Regions from separate parts of the Mus musculus genome. Here region 1 is linked to region 2. A link is a contact called in ENCODE Hi-C or POLR2A ChIA-PET data. All regions are on one chromosome and are shown on one strand. The core of a region is the stretch at or near the end of the contact, and the rest is flanking DNA. Distances in the headings are between cores, read along the strand shown.

The links. Hi-C counts contacts between places; a loop is a spot of excess contacts on that map. ChIA-PET counts read pairs that join two places held with the same protein, here RNA polymerase II (POLR2A).
Region 1: a loop to region 2 is called in a map of T-helper 2 cell, with 2.3 times the contacts of the local background. The contact joins the enhancer-like site here to the promoter of Zfp36l1 in region 2. A Hi-C loop is called at or near these places in 2 of 37 maps with a recorded cell type or tissue (Patski and T-helper 2 cell). POLR2A ChIA-PET finds 5 or more read pairs at or near these places in 1 of 5 experiments (Patski).

Annotation. Positions count from the first base shown.
Region 1 is chr12:79,640,463-79,644,158 of GRCm38, forward strand. All of the region lies in intron 7 of Rad51b (RAD51 paralog B), which reads left to right. Among named protein-coding and RNA genes, the nearest start is that of Gm36048, 160 kb to the right of the region's middle. Within about 2 kb of position 1,748, at least 2 of the 3 ENCODE cell types and tissues checked have a DNase peak (open chromatin) inside an H3K27ac peak, as active enhancers do.
Region 2 is chr12:80,111,407-80,114,933 of GRCm38, forward strand. It overlaps Zfp36l1 (zinc finger protein 36, C3H type-like 1), which reads right to left and starts at 1,607. Exons shown (of 2, transcript NM_007564.5): 1 at 1,413-1,607. The coding sequence starts at 1,469. It overlaps Gm52006, which reads right to left. Exons shown (of 3, transcript XM_030247048.1): 3 at 2,174-3,216. The coding sequence ends at 3,137.

The sequences.
Region 1 (3,696 bases), core at 498-2,997, 470 kb before region 2:
AGTGAGCCATGTTGTATTTTAAAGGTCTTTCTGCCTACCAGTGCAAGCTGCTCCCTACGCCCCTTAGTTCCTTGCCTTTCTATCCTCTATAATGGGCCTTCTTGGAAAAGAAACTGATCAGGAAAATGTCAGCATGGAAAGTTTATGCTGGTGAGTTACCAGAATGCCATTCCTATCACTATCTGCTTTTCATTCCTGCCAGTGGGATGTAGGATGCAACAGTAGATTTCCTGAATGGTATCTAAATTATAAAAGATTGTTTTTTTTTTTTTTTAAAGATTTATTTATTTATTATATGTAAGTACATTGTAGCTGTCTTCAGACACTCCAGAAGAGGAAGTCAGATCTCGTTACGGATGGTTGTGAGCCACCATGTGGTTGCTGGGATTTGAACTCTGGACCTTCGGAAGAGCAGTCGGGTGCTCTTACCCACTGAGCCATCTCACCAGCCCTAAAAGATTGTTTTATAGTCACACAATGTTGTTGCTTGCTACAAGCTCAGCAACTTGCTATGTGAGTGTGTGTATATGTGTGTGTGTGTGTATACATACATAGGACAGAGGTCAATCCAAACTTGAGTGTCTTTCCTTAGGAGATGCCCATCTTGTGTTTTGAGACAGAGTCTCTTGCTGGGACCTATGGCTTATCAATTAGGCTAAATTGGCTGGCCAGCAAACCTTAGGGGCCTGTGGATCTCTACTTCCCCGGGGGCTGGGATTACAAGTGGGCACCATCACATGGGGCTTTTTATGTGGATGTGAAGGTTGAATTAGATCTTAATTTACTGATTGAGCTATTTCTTCAACCCAGTTGCTCAGTATTTTTTTTAATCTATAAAATAGGGAGATAATGTCATCTACATCACAGAGCTGTGATGGCTATTATAGAAAGTTATTTATTTATTGCAATGTCATGGTTTACACCAGGGCCTGTGTGTCCCAGGCATGCACTTTTTCTCTGAGCTATACCCTGAGTCCCTTAAGAGGGTTATTTAAACAAGACACTGCGCATGGTGATTGGCACTCTGTAAATATTAGTTTTCTTCTCCAGCCTTTTCAGGGTTTGTCCTCATCAAATAGTATTTGCTAGGTATTCTAAAAAAGGCATGGCCTCAAAAACTTTAGCTCTGAATTAAGATGTGCTGGGGGGAAGGTCAGCTTTGAGCAGAGCCTGTAGAAACCAGTGATTGTTGTTTGTTTGTCTGATAATAAACAATAATGGCTTCTCTTTCCCTTCCCCTGGTCTTGGGTCTGCTGAGTCACTGTCCCAGCCCCTTGGCCCATATCTACTATGCCTGTGGAATACAGCAAAACACACACACACACACACAAATAGCTCTAATAAAGGGCAGCTCATTTGAGGGATTTTGTTTGCATTCCTGTGCTTGCTCCCCTGGTGAGATAGGAAACCTTCAATAAGACTTTTCCTAAATAATGCTGCATGTGCGCAGGGGAATTTTCTCTCTGTTCTCCTAAGAAATGATCATTTCATAAGGTTCCTTTTCATTTTTTTTTTTCTTCATCTTTCCTGTTTTTAGTGCATTCCACAAAGAGCTCGTTCCTCTGCTGGTTACTGATTGATGGTTCTGCTCTCCATGTGCCCTTTAATTTTGCAATAAGCTAACAAGAAGTTGAGACCACAGAGTTAAAGAGAATTGACTCACTCACTCACCCGGATTCACTAGCCCAACAGGCCGATTTAGTGATTTCACTGTGGTCCTGCCTGCCGCCCGCCCACCGGAGGGCAGGAGTCCACAGGAAGGGGTGTTGGGGAGGGAGAAAGAAGCATGACATCTCTTCTCAGTGGGAAGCCCTTCCAGGAAGTCAACTGCAGGGCTTGCTCCCCACACCAGGATTTGGAATTCCATGAGACATCAGCTAAGTGGAAATGGACAGTCAGTACTTACAGGTTCTCTGGGACTTTTCTTTAAAGGAGTGGTGGAATGCCATAAAAGAAAACAGCTGTAACCCACCACTGGCATTTTGATATGAATGAATTAAAAAACCAAGGACAAACCTCTGCCTCTGTTGTCCCCACCCAGCTGAGTTTTCCCCATAAGGCCAGGTGCCCAACAGGAAGCAAAGGCACTAATATAATACTTCTTGATTTCCAAACATATCAAGAATCAATCTTTTATTATTTTGCATTGCTACTGTATATATAGTAAGTGGTCTGAAAAATACAAATACCACTTAAAGTAGGAAAACAAGAACAAATTCAAATGGCTCAGTAGACCCTGAGTGAGCTACTCTCTACAGGTCCAAGTAAAACTGGAAAGACAAATGTCCACATGGAATTGGCCCCTGTCATGAACTCCTATTACAGATCCCAATTCTGTGTGTAATTGCAGCACACTTAACCGGCTCGCTGTCTGTCTGTCTGTCTGCGCTTATGTAGCAGCTTTTTCTTCGGAAACTCTTGTCATCACAGTTTAGCAGAAGTGAAAGCATTAGTAGCGTGGTTAGTGGCCAGGACAGAAGAAGAATCCAAGAATCTGTGTCCTTTCCCTTGCCCACACCTACCAGTGCATGGTTCCTCCCCAGCCTGCAAACTCAACCTTTTCAGTCTACTGAGTAGCCTACTAACTGTTGGCTCATTCCTTGCCTTCCTATTGAAAGTTTGTTTTATTCTTAAACATCTTGTTTTAGAATCATCTCCTCTCTAATGTGCGTGGATATTATATGATTTTGTGGATATGTGGAAGCCAGAGGTTAATGCCCAGTGTCTTCCTCTATCACTTCCCATGTTGTCTTTAAAATTATAATTAAGATATAATTAACTCATTTCTCCCCTTCCCTTTCCTCTCTCCAACCCCTCTTCTGTTCTCCTCCCTCCCCATTTTACCCCCTCTCAAACTCATGGCCTCCTTTTCTTTGATTGTCATTGTGTTTATATTTATATATTGTATTCTATACACACACACATATATGTATATACGTATATATGTTTAAATTGCTGTGTGTGTTCAGTGTTGCTTGTATGTGTATTATTTAAAGTCTGACCACTTGCTATTACACAATTAATTAGTTCATCCCTGGGGAAGACTAATTCTTCTCTCAGCAGTCATTAGTTGCCTGTAGTTCTTTGTCTAGGAGTTGGTGCCCCATGATATTTCCCTTTTCTCTGTTACTCTTGCCATTGTTTGGGTCTTGATCAGGTATCCGTGTTACTTCAGTATCCTGGATATAGCTTCCCTGTCATTTCCAAGAGACATGATCTCCCTGCAGACTTCCTGGTCCTCTGGCTCTTACATTCTTTCTGCCCTCTCTTCTGCAATGTTCCTTAACCTTATGTGAAAGAGCTGTGTTATTGACATATCCACTGGTGCCAGGCATCCCATGATCAGTTATTCTCTATAATTTGACTGGTTGTGATTTTCTGTGATGGTCTCTGTCTGCTTCAAAGAGATAGGATTTTTTTTTTTTGACAAGAAGTAAGAGATTGACTTATCTGCATTTAAAGAATATATATTTAGAACACAGTTTGAAATTATGCTGGTCCAGTAAATGGGTAAGGGTGGGTTCCCTTCTAAGATCTATGACCTCACTAGTCCTATGAAGTTAAGTAGATTTCCTGTGCTAGACATGATTTCCCTCCTGTTGAGCAGGACTTAAGTCCAATTAGGCATCTGTTGGTTGCCACTGTTACACCTTTAGGTATATCATACCATGCTGATCATTGTTGCAGTTCATAGGC
Region 2 (3,527 bases), core at 357-2,856:
CAAACTACCTAAGATTTAGAAAAGAGTGGGGGTGGGAGACTTGAAAGTTATCTCCAGGCCCCTGACACATGTGGGTGTGTGTCATTGTGCAAATTCTAAAGTTAGTCCCTTAGGATCCGCAGCAGGGGATCGGGAATCGGTAACCCTGTAACCGCAACCACCCCACCGAGCGGATTACAGGAACCCAGAGGAGAGCCGCTTCCAACAATGAGGTTCATTTAAAAAGTCCTGCGGGGGGAGGGGGCAAAAGAAAGAGAAATAGATCAAAGAGCGGGGCAGCGGGGCCCAGGATGGAGTTGGCTAGCTCAGGCTGCCGCCAGGGCAAACAGACTTGGAAAAACGCAGGGAGGGAAAGAAGCCGAAAATGCAAAGTTTTTGATGTTGCTCTTCAACTCCAGCACGGCCCTGCACCCCAACCCTGCAGCCCCGGGGCCTTGGCAGCTGCACCGACAGGAGCAGCGAGCTAGGAAGAGAGCAACATGACCCGACGTGTTTAAGGGAAGGCAAAAACAGTTCAGCAATTAAAAGTAGCCTAGCAGCTTCATCCTTTCAAATTGGGGGGTTGGGGGAAGTAGAGCGGGCAAAAAATTAACAACATTCACGGAGTTATTTCAATCGCACTCCTGGAACATTACGGTTTTAAAAGTTTTTTTCTGTTTTGTTTTTCAAAAACCTGACTGGCAAACTGCCCCATTTTGGCCCTCTTAAATCCTAACTGGCGGGAACTTGAGGTCTGGCAGCATTTTGTTCCCCTATTCCTTAGTCAACGAACCGTAGTGCCTCACAACCCAGGTAAGCAAACAGTTTCAGCCCCAAGTTTGCAGCACGATCGACCAGCTCCCGCAGCGGGAACCTAGCCCAGCTGGGGCGGACAAACTCCACTACAAAGTCGCTTTGCCTACATCTTTTTGAACCTTAAGTCGGCCTCTTTCTTCGTCGCATTATCTCTTAGCTCCCCAAAACAGACAGGAAAATTCTCCCAGTCAGATACCGCCCTGAGACCTCGCTTTTCCTAGAGACCCCTAGCAAAAGGTGTTGGGTAACCTCGAACATCTCCAGCGGGTACAGGAAACCCAAGGCGCACACTGCGAAGCCGAGCCCACCCGCTTAGCCCAGCTCCGGAGGTGCACCATGCAGAAAAGAATCCTTCAAAATTCGTCCCAAACCTAACCACTCTTCCGCACCTCCTTGCCCCGCAAACTGGAGCAGTCGCCCAGAACTTTGCTCCCCGGATTCACAGAACCCCACCTGGGACCTGAAACTTAAGTGCGAGGAGGACATAAACAAATTCCTTCACCATGGAGGGAAACGCAAGCAGTGAAACTCCTTCACGTCCCCGAGACCCAAACTTTTTAGAGTTTCTTGGAGCACAAGAGAAACTTTCAAAAAGCCAACGCTCCGCCCTGCTTTACCTTGCATAAAACTTCGCTCAAGTCAAAAATGGTGGCGGACACGAGGGTGGTGGTCATCGTGGGCGTTCGCACGGGGCAAGGACTAGGATCTGGTGTGTCGTGAAGGTCCCGGTGCGGGGAAGGCGCAGCCTCCGGCTCTCCGGTCAGGAGTCCCACACGCCTGCTCCCGGCGCCCCTCGCCTTTCTGACTCTCCCGGGCTGCGGCGCGCAAAGCCCAATTTATAAGATTTGGTGGGTTGGGGGGGGTGGAAGGAGGAGCTTTAAACGTATTTAAATGAAGAAGAGGAGGCGGAAAAAAAGTTGATTGACACTGAGGTTGAATCAGCCATGCGGTCAAGAGGGAGGGAGGGGTAAAGGGGGAGGAAAGAAACTTTCAAAAGGAAGAAGGGGGAGGGAGACGAGGAAAGAAGGCGGAAAAAAAAAAAAAAAAAAAGCACTCGGAGCGGCGCAAAACTTTTTTTTCTTAAAGAGGAAAAGTTTCGAGTCCGCGGGCTCCGGGGGCGCCCCTCCCCTGGGCCGAGCCCGGCAGAGGGGGAGGGGCGCCCACCCTTTGTCAACCTCGCTGCTCGGCTCTGTGACATCACTCATTCCACCCCCTTCGGAGTTCGAGTTGTTGTGTTTGTTGGTTTTTTTTTTTAAGAGTTGGAAGGCGGGCTCGACTCTCCTCTCTCTCTCTCTCTCTCTCTCTCTCTCTCTCTCTCTCTCTCTCTCTCCCCCCCCTCCTCCCTCCCTCTCCCCCCTGTCTTTTTTTTTTTTTTTTTTCTTCCTAGCAGGCGCTGGAGCTGGTCTTGAGCGGGCCAGGGCTGCGGTTTCCATCTTGAGCTAGTGTCCCTTGAAACTTCTCCAAGTGCCCGCACGACTTACCTTCCCCTGACTTCCCTGTCCACACCCGGCTGCCCATCGCAAAATGAGCTGGGCGAGGAGTTTAGGAATGCGGAGCACCCCAAATGTTCGAGTCAAGAGTTTTATGTTTGTTGTTTCCCATCAGTGAGCAAAAGAAGTAGGGATGACCAGAGAAAACTTTTTCTCCAGGAGAGCCTAGGCTGGAGGGGGCGAGAGCAGTAAGATTTTGCGCGCAGCGCGGGGTCCACGCGTGCTGGGCCGGCAGCCTGCGTTTTCCCGGTATGGTGGGGGCACCACTGCCTGGGCAGAATTCTTTCAGACCTAGATGGGGCGCTTTGTTCACATAACCGATCTTTAAACTTGCTACAGCAGAAAAGTCCAGACTTTCAAGGGCACCCCCTGAAAATAAAAGAGCAACAAGTCACTTTCCACGCGCGCTTTGAATTCGGGCTGCCTCCTCCACACATCCCCGAATGTTAAAAACAAGGGGGGAAAAAGTTACTTTGGTAAGAAGGAAGGTAGAGGTGGGGGAAGCGACACTTCTTGCTGCTCTCCCGCCCCCACGCGAACGGAACATATGGCTTGTCACTATGCCCGGTTTGGGGGTACCAAGCAATAAGACCCACGGAACTCAGTGGCCTTCAATGAATTACACCGCCCTTTAAAACCACGAACTATGTGTTTATTTACTATTAGGTCTGGCTGCCTCCCACCCGCACCGGCTCGCGTGCTGCAGTGGAGACCCGGGCGGAAATCGCGGGCCGCACCGCCCAGGCCTCGCACGTTTCTTCCCAGCATTCGAGGCCGCCGGGTCTGTTATGAAACCCGGTGCTCCGAGTGGCTACCAGCGAGTTCCATTGCGATGTAATTAGGTCACCCCATTACGAGTACGTTTCTCTGGAAAGGACGGAGCGGGCGGAGCAGAGCGTTCGAGGCGCACCACCCCTTACACACACGCACACTTTAAGAAAAAAAAAAAAAACAAAACTTTTATTTATCGCCAGCCTCTGGGCAAACCCAGGGAAACCTTCCAAATCACAACTGTTTTAGAAACAATTTTTTTTCTTTCAACTTTGCGAAACACGACTTTTACTGCAGCCCACGAACCTAACGTTAATTCCCCGCGGGGTCTCTGCTTGACTCCTCTCCAGTGACTTGAGTTGATGCCCCCCCCCCCCATTTTTTAACACGGCTGCTGCCCCGGGTTTTGCTGCTGCTGCTGTGCCTTCCCTCCCCCGCTCTCATTTTTCATCTTTTCTTGAAATCTGGCAA